2 separate regions of the Homo sapiens genome follow, and region 2 is linked to region 1. A link is an interaction called in ENCODE POLR2A ChIA-PET data of the cell type or tissue named here. Cell type or tissue: OCI-LY7. All regions are shown on one strand. Links, peaks and the distances in the headings refer to the core of each region. The heading gives the core; the rest is flanking DNA.

Region 1 (5,384 bases), core at 252-5,251:
AATTTCAATGTCATCCATATCTCAGTTCTTCTGATGCTGGCTCTGTCTCAGAATTAGCAAGGCTGAATGTCTTATCATTTTCTTTTTGTCTCAGTAACCTCACCCCTAAAGAGGAGGTCCTGTACAACAATACAAAGGAGAAAGGCAGAAAAGGGCCAGGAGAGAATGTGGAGGTGGGAGAGAACCCTGCATGGTGGAGACATTCCTTGACTGTTCTGTAGGCAGTAACCCAGGCCAGTGTCATCCAGGATGTTTCTGAAATTCTGCTTTTACAAGAGAGAGCTGTGTCACATATTTGGTGCTCAGTGACTAGTAGGCTATGTGGCCTTCACACACTATGAAGCTTTGAATGAAGCTGAGCCTTTATAAATGTTTAGAGTCAAAGGAATTAAAAGCCTAATGTAACCTAAAAGATCATCCCCAATCCCCTTACATTATGGACTTCTCCTCTCCCTCCCCATTGACGTCTTTCAAAAAAAAAGAAACAGAAACAAAACAAATGAAGTTGCCTGCCTAAGACCTGATTCTTAAGCCCTGAGCCTAGAATTCAGGCTTTCTATTCCCAGTGCTATGTTCTTCCACTACTTCATGATTACCATTTGACATCTTCCTTTATAGGGCCACACTGTGAACAACCATTTCTTGGCATTTCAGTAACTAAATCCACTTAGATGAGCTCCCCAGACCACCTTGCATTATACTTTATTTTGCTCTATAGAGAATATGGTTGTTTTTTGGCTTAGAGATTAAGAATTTTGGGTGAAAACCAGAGAATTCTGATGCTCTTCTTCCCCTAATGAAATAACCTAGAGCTGTGCTGATTTAGGAAATTTAAAAGGCTGTTTGGCTGCCAGGGTTCACATGCAAAGCTTTATTTTCTGTACATTATTTTGTAATTAAATGCCTGTGCCCATTTTCAAAATAAATGAACATGGATAACATTTCTTTTGCTCTCTCTCCTTTTCTGTCTCCTTCCCTGTCAATCCCTCCCTTACTTCCCTTCCATTCCAAATCAGGATATTGGCCCTCCTACAATGTTCCTTTCCATGAAAAAATCTACAACTGGAGTGGCTATCCACTGTTAGTTCAGAAGCTGGGCTTGGACTACTCTTATGATTTAGCTCCACGAGCCAAAATTTTCCGGCGTGACCAAGGGAAAGTGACTGATACGGCATCCATGAAATATATCATGCGATACAACAGTACGTAGCATATTTCTCAAGAATCATTCTTCAAAACTCCTTTTCTTCCCTATGGATACAGAATCCATGTAAGTTTATCATCTCTGTACTAGAAGGAATTATAAGAAGTTATTTAAGTATTTAACTAATATTGTACATTTTATACTCAATAAATAGAGCTTTGGCCTCCTTTATAAAATGAAAGAGAAGAGTCTATACATTTTTTAATTGAAAAAAAAAAAATCATCTGTAAAACACAGAAGAAATAACTCATAGAGGGTCCTTTAAAATTTTTCTCCAAACACAAGTTTCCTTCCAAGGATAACAGCAGCTAATAAAACAAAACATTGTTCATAAATACCTCATTTTTTTTGTATGAACAGCATCAAAGTCAAATTTGTATTTATTTTGTTGGAAACAGCTGATGGACGTTTATCTGGTTCTCTTTCCCATCCATTTTTCACTGTGTAAGGTTCTTGAGGGCAGGCTGGGCCTGGGGCCAAGGACTTACTCCTTCCTCACAAGCCAAGGGAGATGTCTCTATCTGGAAGCAGACTGGGCTGAGGAGGCCTGTGGGAGTACACTCTCTGATTATCTAGGCTTTAACAGGCCTCAAAACCTTACTGTGGAGAAGTGTGTCTCCAAATAGCCAATAATCACTCTCTTCCCCATTTCTGTTTCCTAGATTATAAGAAGGATCCTTACAGTAGAGGTGACCCCTGTAATACCATCTGCTGCCGTGAGGACCTGAACTCACCTAACCCAAGTCCTGGAGGTTGTTATGACACAAAGGTAACATGCTATTGGCTTTTGAATTTAATTCCCACCAGCACACAGGCCTCTCCAAAGGCAAAGTTGCACAGGTTTTTATGGCAGGAAGCGATGTCGCTAACCATAAACTCAACCCAGGAATCAGCTTTTTCAGAGATTCTGGTGGTAGGTCCTATTATCTAACTTCAAGTCCCTGCTCTGCCATTTAGTAGTAAATCACATAATTCCGTCATGTTTCTGTTTCCTCATCTGTAAAATGGATATAACAGTACTTACCTCATATGTTGTTCTGAAGAATAAGGCTTTAATCTCTGTAAAATGTTTACAACAGCACTTAGTGAGTTATTTGTAAATGTATACAACCATAATGATGTTATTGTTGTCTTATGTTTTACCAGACTGGCCCAAAGTCCAAAGAACATATTATTCAAGCAGTGCGATTCCATGTTAAACATGAGTCAAATTTAGCTGAAGGAGCAAGTTTGGACAAGATGCCTAAAGCACAGCAGTTTTTCACAATGTTAGAATTGATAAGTGCTGTAATGTATCTGAAAATATAAGTAATAAGTAGGTTTGCAGTGGTGTGCTAAAGCCAGCTTATAGACATGCAGGAACCAATTGTTAGTTGACGTGTTGATGGCTTCAAACCAGTCAGTGAAAGTATTTACATTATGGAAATCAGGAACTTTTTTCCTCACAAAGAAAGATTGTTGTTAAAAATTTACCTGCTCACCACTGGATTTGGGACGTCTGAGGGTATGAGGCATTTGGTTGGTGGAATCATGCTACTACATCCTTTTGCACTCTTGGCTTGGGTGTGTGTCTTTTCATTTCATCAGCTGTCCTAAATTCTGGAAGAAACCTGTCAGGGTAAAGTGTGTATTCTGTCTTTGGCTCAAAAAATTATAGGAATGCTGACCCCAGTTGCACATGATTCTCTATCAGCCTAATACCTAAACAGGAAATGCTTTAAAGTATCCTAAGTTCCAGCTCAACCTTCTTTTTAGCTATGTGATGAAGGCAAAGCTTTAGCCGTAATGACTCTCAATGTTAACATTAAAAAAAAAAAAAAAAAAGGTAGACGTAGAGAAGCTGGCACAGATGAAACCCCAATGAATGTTTTTGTATTCCTTTTTTAAAATGGCATTTGCAAACATTCAGTCAATGTGTGAAGTTTGTATCTATCACAGAATACACAAAGAAAATCACCTCTGCTGCCTTGCCTGGGAGAACTCAAGCCAAGCTTCCCTCTACCAAATCTCACTTCTGGAGACAGAGGCCTGCAATTGTTCTTATCAGAAAGTTTCTGTTGAAGGATATTCTTTAAAAATGTAATTTATCTCTTTAGAGTCATTTTGAATATGGGGAAAAGAAGAAGAGATTCTCTTTCCCCTCTAAGATTAAGACCCACTGCTAGCCAGTTGTTAGGTGTTTTTGAGAACCACGGCCCTCAATTTTTGACAGTGAGCTCTATCTACTTTCAGACTCTTGTTACCACCCTGATTAATAACAACTTTTTCTAAGAACTTCATCTATTCTAGGCATTACTTTGAGCATTGCTTGCATTAATCCTCATGCCAACTCTATGAAGTAGGGTTATCAGCCCATTTTACAAAGGAGAACACTGATTCATAGAGGGGTTAAGTGATTTTTAAATAAGCTTTGGAGCTAGAATTCTGAATATGAGTAATCTGACTTCATATCTCACTTTTGGCTACATTGTTCATTTCACACACTTCTAGTCAACTGACATTTAAGCCAAATGTATACAGAAGACTGTATCATATAAAGACAATGTGAAAAATGGCAAGAAAATTTTGTTTTAAAGAAGGCGGCCTGGCGCGGTGGCTCATGCCTGTAATCCCAGCACTTTGGGAGGCTGAGGCGGGCGGATCACCTGAGATCAGGAGTTCGAGACCAGTTTGGCCAACAAGGCAAAACCCCATCTCTACTAAAAATATAAAAATTACCTGGGTGTGGTGGCCCATCCACGTAATCCTAGCTACTTGGGAGGCTGAGGCAGGAGAATTGCTTGAACCTGGGAGGCAGAGGTTGCAATGAGCTGAGATTGTGCCACTGTACTCCAGTCTGGGCAACAAGAGCGAAACTCCGACTCAAAAAAAAAGCTAATATTGTGACTTTGGTAGTGGGAGAGTGGGGAAGGCCATGGATTTAATTTTTTGCTGAACGATGATTTTCTAAAATGTCCTCCTCCTCCCTCTTTCCAGGTGGCAGATATCTACCTAGCATCTCAGTACACATCCTATGCCATAAGTGGTCCCACAGTACAAGGTGGCCTCCCTGTTTTTCGCTGGGACCGTTTCAACAAAACTCTACATCAGGGCATGCCAGAGGTCTACAACTTTGATTTTATTACCATGAAACCAATTTTGAAACTTGATATAAAATGAAGGAGGGAGATGACGGACTAGAAGACTGTAAATAAGATACCAAAGGCACTATTTTAGCTATGTTTTTCCCATCAGAATTATGCAATAAAATATATTAATTTGTCACTTTCATTTCCCACTGACTTTGTTGTTTTTACAGTAAGCACTCACTATAAGGTAGAGCACTGTAGAAGAAATGTTACATATATATATAAATAACACTAAGCTTCGGCATACATGCTAATACACAAGAGGGTATGGAAGAAACAGCTCCTTCATTCACCAGAATTCATGTTCTCCTTTCACGCCTGCTCACACAGACCACATCTCCCAGTGTCCCTCAGATAGTTGTGCCACATGACAATTCTAGCCATTGGAACCTGAGACGAGTGCCACTTCCAGGCCTCGCCCATAAGAATCTGTACTCCTCCTATGCTCTTTCCCCTTTCCCTGGATGAATATGCCTAATGACAAAACCCTAGGGGATGCTGGAGCTTCGTTTTCAAAGGAACCTCTAGTAGTAGTTGGTGATTGTAGTTAGTGATTTTTCTGGTCATTAACAGGCATAAGTTGAGTCTTTTTGTGATGTAGGTTAGGCATACAATACAGTAAAGCTTACTGTTGCCTCCTATAAGCTAAAAGCACCTATACAATCTGGCAGCAACCCTGCATAGCAACTTTCTTTCGAAACTGGAGAGTTACATGTGATCTGAGTGCCATGGAATTGCCAAGTAGATTAAATAAGCCATACCATACAGTATGTAATGGGTGATTCTAAACAAGGTGGAAGATTCTTAAAAAAGAAAGAAAGAAAAAAAGCCACAAGGGTGAATAACCAGAATTAATCAGAGTACTCAGAATGTTAAAAACCCAGTAGTTTTATTTCAAAGTATAAATTTCAGGCTTGCTGGACAAAACCCCACTACAGGTAACACTTATACAGACACCACTCTACTATACATTTAAAAAAGAAAAACACACACACGCACGCACACACACACACAAACCTTCAAAACCCTAATAAAAATAGGGCCACTTGCTG
Region 2 (5,384 bases), core at 124-5,123, 69 kb before region 1:
TCTTAATTTTGACTTGTCAATCAATTGAAGTATATCAAAGTAATCCTTTCTTTTCTTTTTTTTTCTTGAGACGGAGTCTTGCTCTGTCGCCCACGCACCCAGGTGTGTGCCATCATGCCTGGCTAATTTTTAAATTAGTCAGGCGTGATGGCACACACTTGTAATCCCAGCGAGCTGACAGGCTGAGATGGGAGGATCACCTGGGAGGTCGAGGCTGTGGTGAGCCGTGACTGTGCCATTGCACTCCATCCTGGGTAAGAATTTAAAGACAGTGACAGCAGAGCATTAAATCAAATGTGGGCCCCTTTAAAGCTGGGGCCCTGTTTGACTATGCATGTCATGTACCCTTGAGTCAGCCCAGTCAGATTTTATCCTCATGATTTGTGCCTCTTCCATCACATCATATCAGGAGAAACACTTAGATCTCTTTTTCACCTCAGAAAAGTTTTCTTGATAGTGTTTTCATCCGTGATTCTATTCTAATTAGTTTGATTGCATGGTCAGAAACATCTCAGTTTTTGCTTGAATTCTGCAGTCTTTTGTGTCTCTTACCTTTATCTTCCTTTTCATTTTAATCTTTTTATCTTTCCTCCTTCTTCTTGGAGAGCTTTATCAATTTGTCCTTGAAATTGAGTTAGCAATTTCAATTTTTTAACACTGTCAGTTTCTCCATTTTACTATTGTCTCCAATGGAAACGTTAATTTCCACTATTAAATTTTCAATTTTCTATCAACACTTTCTTATTCTACTCATCTTCCCTTTTCATCTCATGCATTTTCCTTATATCCTGTTTTTCTTTACAGATGTTTTGCTCTTGCAGGCCATGTTTGTTCATACTCTGTGGAAGATGTCAAAACATTTTCTAAAATATTATTTCATTTCCTTAAATTGGTAGTTTTAGAAATCTACCAAGATTACAAATCCAAGATTTCAAGACATGCCCCCTTTTTCTCATTCTGCGATATCTTTCAACGATTCCATGTCATGTTCATTCTTGTTTCTGATCATTCATCTTAAAATTAAAAGAGTTGGTAGACAGTGTGTTTCTCAACAGAGAGAGTATTCAAATGTCTTTTGGCACTGCTCCTCAGAACTCCTCAGAGGACAGTTGTAGAGAAGATTGATATGCACAGTTTCTAACTCAATTTCCTGTATCCAGGAGGTGTCTGTCCAGGCTGAAATGTGATCTTTTCCTAGAAACAAATTCTGGAGTTTTGAGCCTGGGTTTTATTTATTTATTTAGAGACAGGGTCTGGTTCTGTTGCCCAGGCTGGAGTGCAATGGCACACTCATAGCTCACTGCAGCCTAAAACTCCTGAGCTCAAGGGATCCTCTCACCTCACCTCAGCCTTTTGAGTAGATGGAACTAGGTCATGTGTCACCTCACCTAGCCAATCTTTTTTTTTTTTTTTTTTTTTGTGTGTGTGTGTGTGTGTGCGTAGAGATGGATCTTGCTATGTTGCCCAGTCTCATCTTGAACTCCTGGCCTCAAGTGATCCTTCTGCCTGAGCCTCCCAAAGTACTGGCATTACAGGCATGAACCACTAAGCCCAGCCAACCCTGGGTTATATTTAAATGTTAATTTCTAGCCACTTTTCAAGAATTGACTGCCTACAATTGTTCTTCTTACTGTCTTCATTAATCAGTAGCAGCCAGACTCATCAAATATTTATCAGGCACTTTTCATTTAGTCATTGTTATGCCAGTACCATTAAGGCTTAAATCCTTTCCTACAACCTGAAAGAAGAGCTGTGGATATTTAATATAGGAGTGTTTCACATCTACAGTCAAGGCTCAATACCACTAAGAAAGGATTATGTCTAGTTAACTGTTTGTATTTGGCATTTGTACTTTTTTTCTGTAGAATGAAGAGAAGATACTAAGATCGTAAACCTGGGAGAAGAAATGTAAATAGAGGAAGTTGGTGGCAGCTACTCAAGAATGCAGCCACACAATTTAGGAAAGAGCTAGAGGAAAAGGTTTAGGGAAATAATGAAAAAGGAACAATTAAGTAAAAATTGCATCCCTCAAGCAATGCAGAAAATGCTCTTGGCCCTAAAAGTATTCAGAAGTGCCTTTTTCAGCCTCTTTGAAGGTAAGGATGGGAAAGAAAAGCCTACCAGTAGGATAAAAAGTTCATAACTTTGTTGTCTCTAGAAAAATAATAGTAACAATAAACTGCTTAATCAGTATTCAGCTTGTACAGCAATTTCTTTCTTAACCTCTACCTCTCCTGCTGTAGTCAATCCATTCCTGATTCAAATCTCACCCCTAAAACCATGGTCCTAAAGCCAAGACATGCTATAACAGCCTTATAATCACTGACCAATGGCAGCCCCTCCTGTTGTACCCAATTTACAAGACACTCACAGGCCAGCAGCATGTATAAAGGACAGGCAAGTGCATAGATGAGAGGACAGACAGACAGGACAGACGGTTATAAGTGGTCAAGACAAGCTCCATAGGCATTGAGCCCAAACCTGGGATTTATGAAAAATGTTCGTTTTTTCTTTGATTCTGCAGCAACGTAGACTCAGTATTCTGATACTGATGGACCAAATGGTAAGCTTATTTTTCCATATACATATAAATATACATTTTTTTTTAATAGAGACAGGGTCTCACTACAGGGCCCAGGCTGGTCTCGAACTCCTGAGCAAAAATCATCCTCCCACCTTGGCCTCCCAAAGTTCTGGGATTACAGGCATGAGCCATGCTGCCTGGCCCTAAATCCCAAAGAGTAAATTTAACCACCAACACAACCTACACGCAATAATGGAGGAAAAAATAGAAAAGAAAAATCAATTACATAAGTAAATGTTCATAATTGTAGTTAGATGGTAGTCTAAAATATTATTCTACATATTTTTCTTTTCTTTTCTTTTCTTTTTTTTTTAAGATGGAGTCTCACTCTGTCACCCAGGCTAGAGTGCAGTGATGCAATCTCGGCTCACTGCAACCCCCGCCTCCTGGGTTCAAGCAATTCTCCTACCTCAGCCTCCCAAGTAGCTGGGACTACAGGTGCTCACCACCACGCCCGGCTAATTTTTGTATTTTTAGTAGAGACAGGGTTTCATCATATTGGCCAGGCTGGTCTCAATCTCCTGACTGAGTGATCCACCCACCTTGGTCTCCCAAAGTGCTGAGATTATAGGCGTGAGCCACCACACCCGGTTTACTCTACATATTTTTCTTTTGAGAAATTCTTATTTAACCTAGTAAATCTTTCACAGCTATATTTATTCCAAAAGGCAAAGGCTTATTGCTTAAGGGAGGAAAAAACAAAAATATCAGAAGACCAAAGGGTAAACTCTGTGGCTTTCTGAGACCTTGTGTGTACAGAGACAATAGTCTTCAAAGCCATGAAAACATAAGATCTATGAATCTGAAAGAGAAAAATGTTTTGAAATATCAAAACTTGGAAAATGGAAAAACAGACTGAAACAGAAGAGCATATGATATACTAAAGAACAATAAATTAGAATAACAATATATGTTAATGTTGAATTCGTTCCTGCCCACAGAAGTAAAAAGTTTGAAGAGCTGATGAGATAAATACATAATGGGTCGATGTGAAGGGTCTAGGACTGTCCTCCTCGTTAGCGGGGGAGTCATCTGTTTGATGGGTGAGGCAGAGTGTGGAAATGTTTGCTAATAGAAACTCAAAGTAGGTCTCTAATTACCAGAGCAGACATGTTTAAACTTTCCAGAACATACCCATAAAATTGCAAGCCTTGAATAGGACCCATATAATCCCACATGGCACCTGAGTTGTAAAGTAGCAATAACTGAGGGAGATGTTTGGGGAGATGAACCCAATGGCTGGCTCATTAATTGATGCACACTAGATCAGACTAGCTTTCAGGCCCTATTGCCACTCCCGCAGGGCTCAGAGGGGTTTGAGAATGAGCCAAACGACCCAAGAGTATCCAAGTCAGGATGAAGAGGTTGCCAAGTGTGTCAGAAACAGCTGGCTGCCTACCAGAAATGCGCGCTCTTACTTCCATACCGAGCAATGACATCCCAGGTAGAGGCTGCATTTCCCAGTCTTGTTAGCATAAAGATAGGGCAATATGTCTAGCTCTGCCAATGGAAGGTAAGCAGAAGTTATTAAGAAGCAGGGGTGCAGCCAAGCATGATGGCTCATGCCTGTAATCCCAGCACTTTGAGAGGCCGAGGTGGGTGGATCACCTGAGGTCAGGAGTTCTAGACCAGCCTGGCCAACATGAGAAAACCTGATCTCTACTAAAAACAAAAATTAGCCAGGCATCGTGGTGCATACCTGTAGTCCCAGCTACCCAGCTACTAGGGAGGCTGAGGCAGGAGAATCGCTTGAACCCGGGAATCGGAGATTGCAGTGAGCCGAGATAGGACCACTGCATTCCAGCCTGGGCGACAGAGTGAGACTCCATCTCAAAATATATATATATATATAAATAAAAACAAAAAAAGAAGAAGCAGGGGTGAGGGGTGCTTTTCTCTTCCCATCGCCAGAAGACAAGACTCCATAGCATTATGGTTCCCGCACACAGTTTGGCAACCACAGTGAATGCACAGAGTGTACCTGAGAATATAGTAAATACTCATGGGAAACAGTAGTAGCACAATACACTATAATCAATCAACGGAGCTCTCTGGGATACTTTAAATGTTTGAGGGACATGTAGCACCATCTGTAGGATACTGAGCAAATGACTACTATTGCATTGTGTGGCTCTAACTACTTAGTAAAAAGAACTGTTAGGTATTTCTTTTGGTCTGCAGCCCTAAAAATATATTACTGACACTCTACGGGCACTATAAACCAAGAAAGCATGGGAACTTCTGCCTTAGAGAATGACAGAGCCACAAGATGAAAGATAGGTGGGTTCTTAAATTTCTACATGGAGGAAAGCCACTTACTGATTAAGAACTCCCACACTGGACTGGCATACAAGACACCAATAAACTTTTGTTGCATTAATCCAATGAACTTTTGGAGTTTATCTGTCATCATAGCTAGCATTACATTAACTAATACACAGAGTATCTGGAAATCTAAATCCGAGGTCAAGGTAAAGCTGCAGATACCAACAGCAGATGCCTATGCACTACAATTCCTGCAGACCGAATGAGAAAAAAAGCTATATCTTAGTGGAGGCCACTAAGCCAAGAGTATGACTCACAGAGTAAATGTCCCTTATTTAGTACCAAGTCAATACATAAGCCCCCGAAGCTAAGGTCATCCTTAAGGAAAAATGGTAAGGACATAAAGAAGGCAAAGGACACTAAGGATTTGGTCCAAATGAAATTGCGCAACCTTAAATCTGGTATTTAAAAATTTTTACTGGTTGGACTCACACCTGTAATCCCAGCATTTTTGAAGGCCAAGGTGGGAGGATCA

What was found. ChIA-PET counts read pairs that join two places held together with the same protein. Peaks named below come from ENCODE experiments on the same cell type or tissue, not always from the same donor. Only the 100,000 strongest peaks of a DNase experiment are listed, where the experiment ranks them.
Region 2: POLR2A ChIA-PET joins it to region 1 with 5 read pairs; 2 of 35 experiments call an interaction of 5 or more read pairs at or near these places.

The regions. Positions count from the first base shown.
Region 1 is chr12:14,502,751-14,508,134 of GRCh38, reverse strand. It overlaps ATF7IP (activating transcription factor 7 interacting protein), which reads right to left. Exons shown (of 15, transcript NM_018179.5): 15 at 5,205-5,384. PLBD1 (phospholipase B domain containing 1) reads left to right here. Exons shown (of 11, transcript NM_024829.6): 9 at 1,017-1,202; 10 at 1,867-1,973; 11 at 4,181-4,474. The coding sequence ends at 4,363. Among named protein-coding and RNA genes, the nearest start is that of PLBD1-AS2, 25 kb to the left of the region's middle. RefSeq lists an enhancer at 1,454-2,653. In OCI-LY7, for the core only: no CTCF peak of the experiment used is centred there; no DNase peak of the experiment used is centred there.
Region 2 is chr12:14,571,889-14,577,272 of GRCh38, reverse strand. All of the region lies in intron 2 of PLBD1-AS1 (PLBD1 antisense RNA 1), which reads right to left. Among named protein-coding and RNA genes, the nearest start is that of PLBD1, 6.7 kb to the right of the region's middle. In OCI-LY7, for the core only: a CTCF peak has its summit at 4,690; DNase peaks (open chromatin) are centred at 152 and 4,652; H3K4me3 peaks cover 1,032 bases; H3K27ac peaks cover 2,356 bases.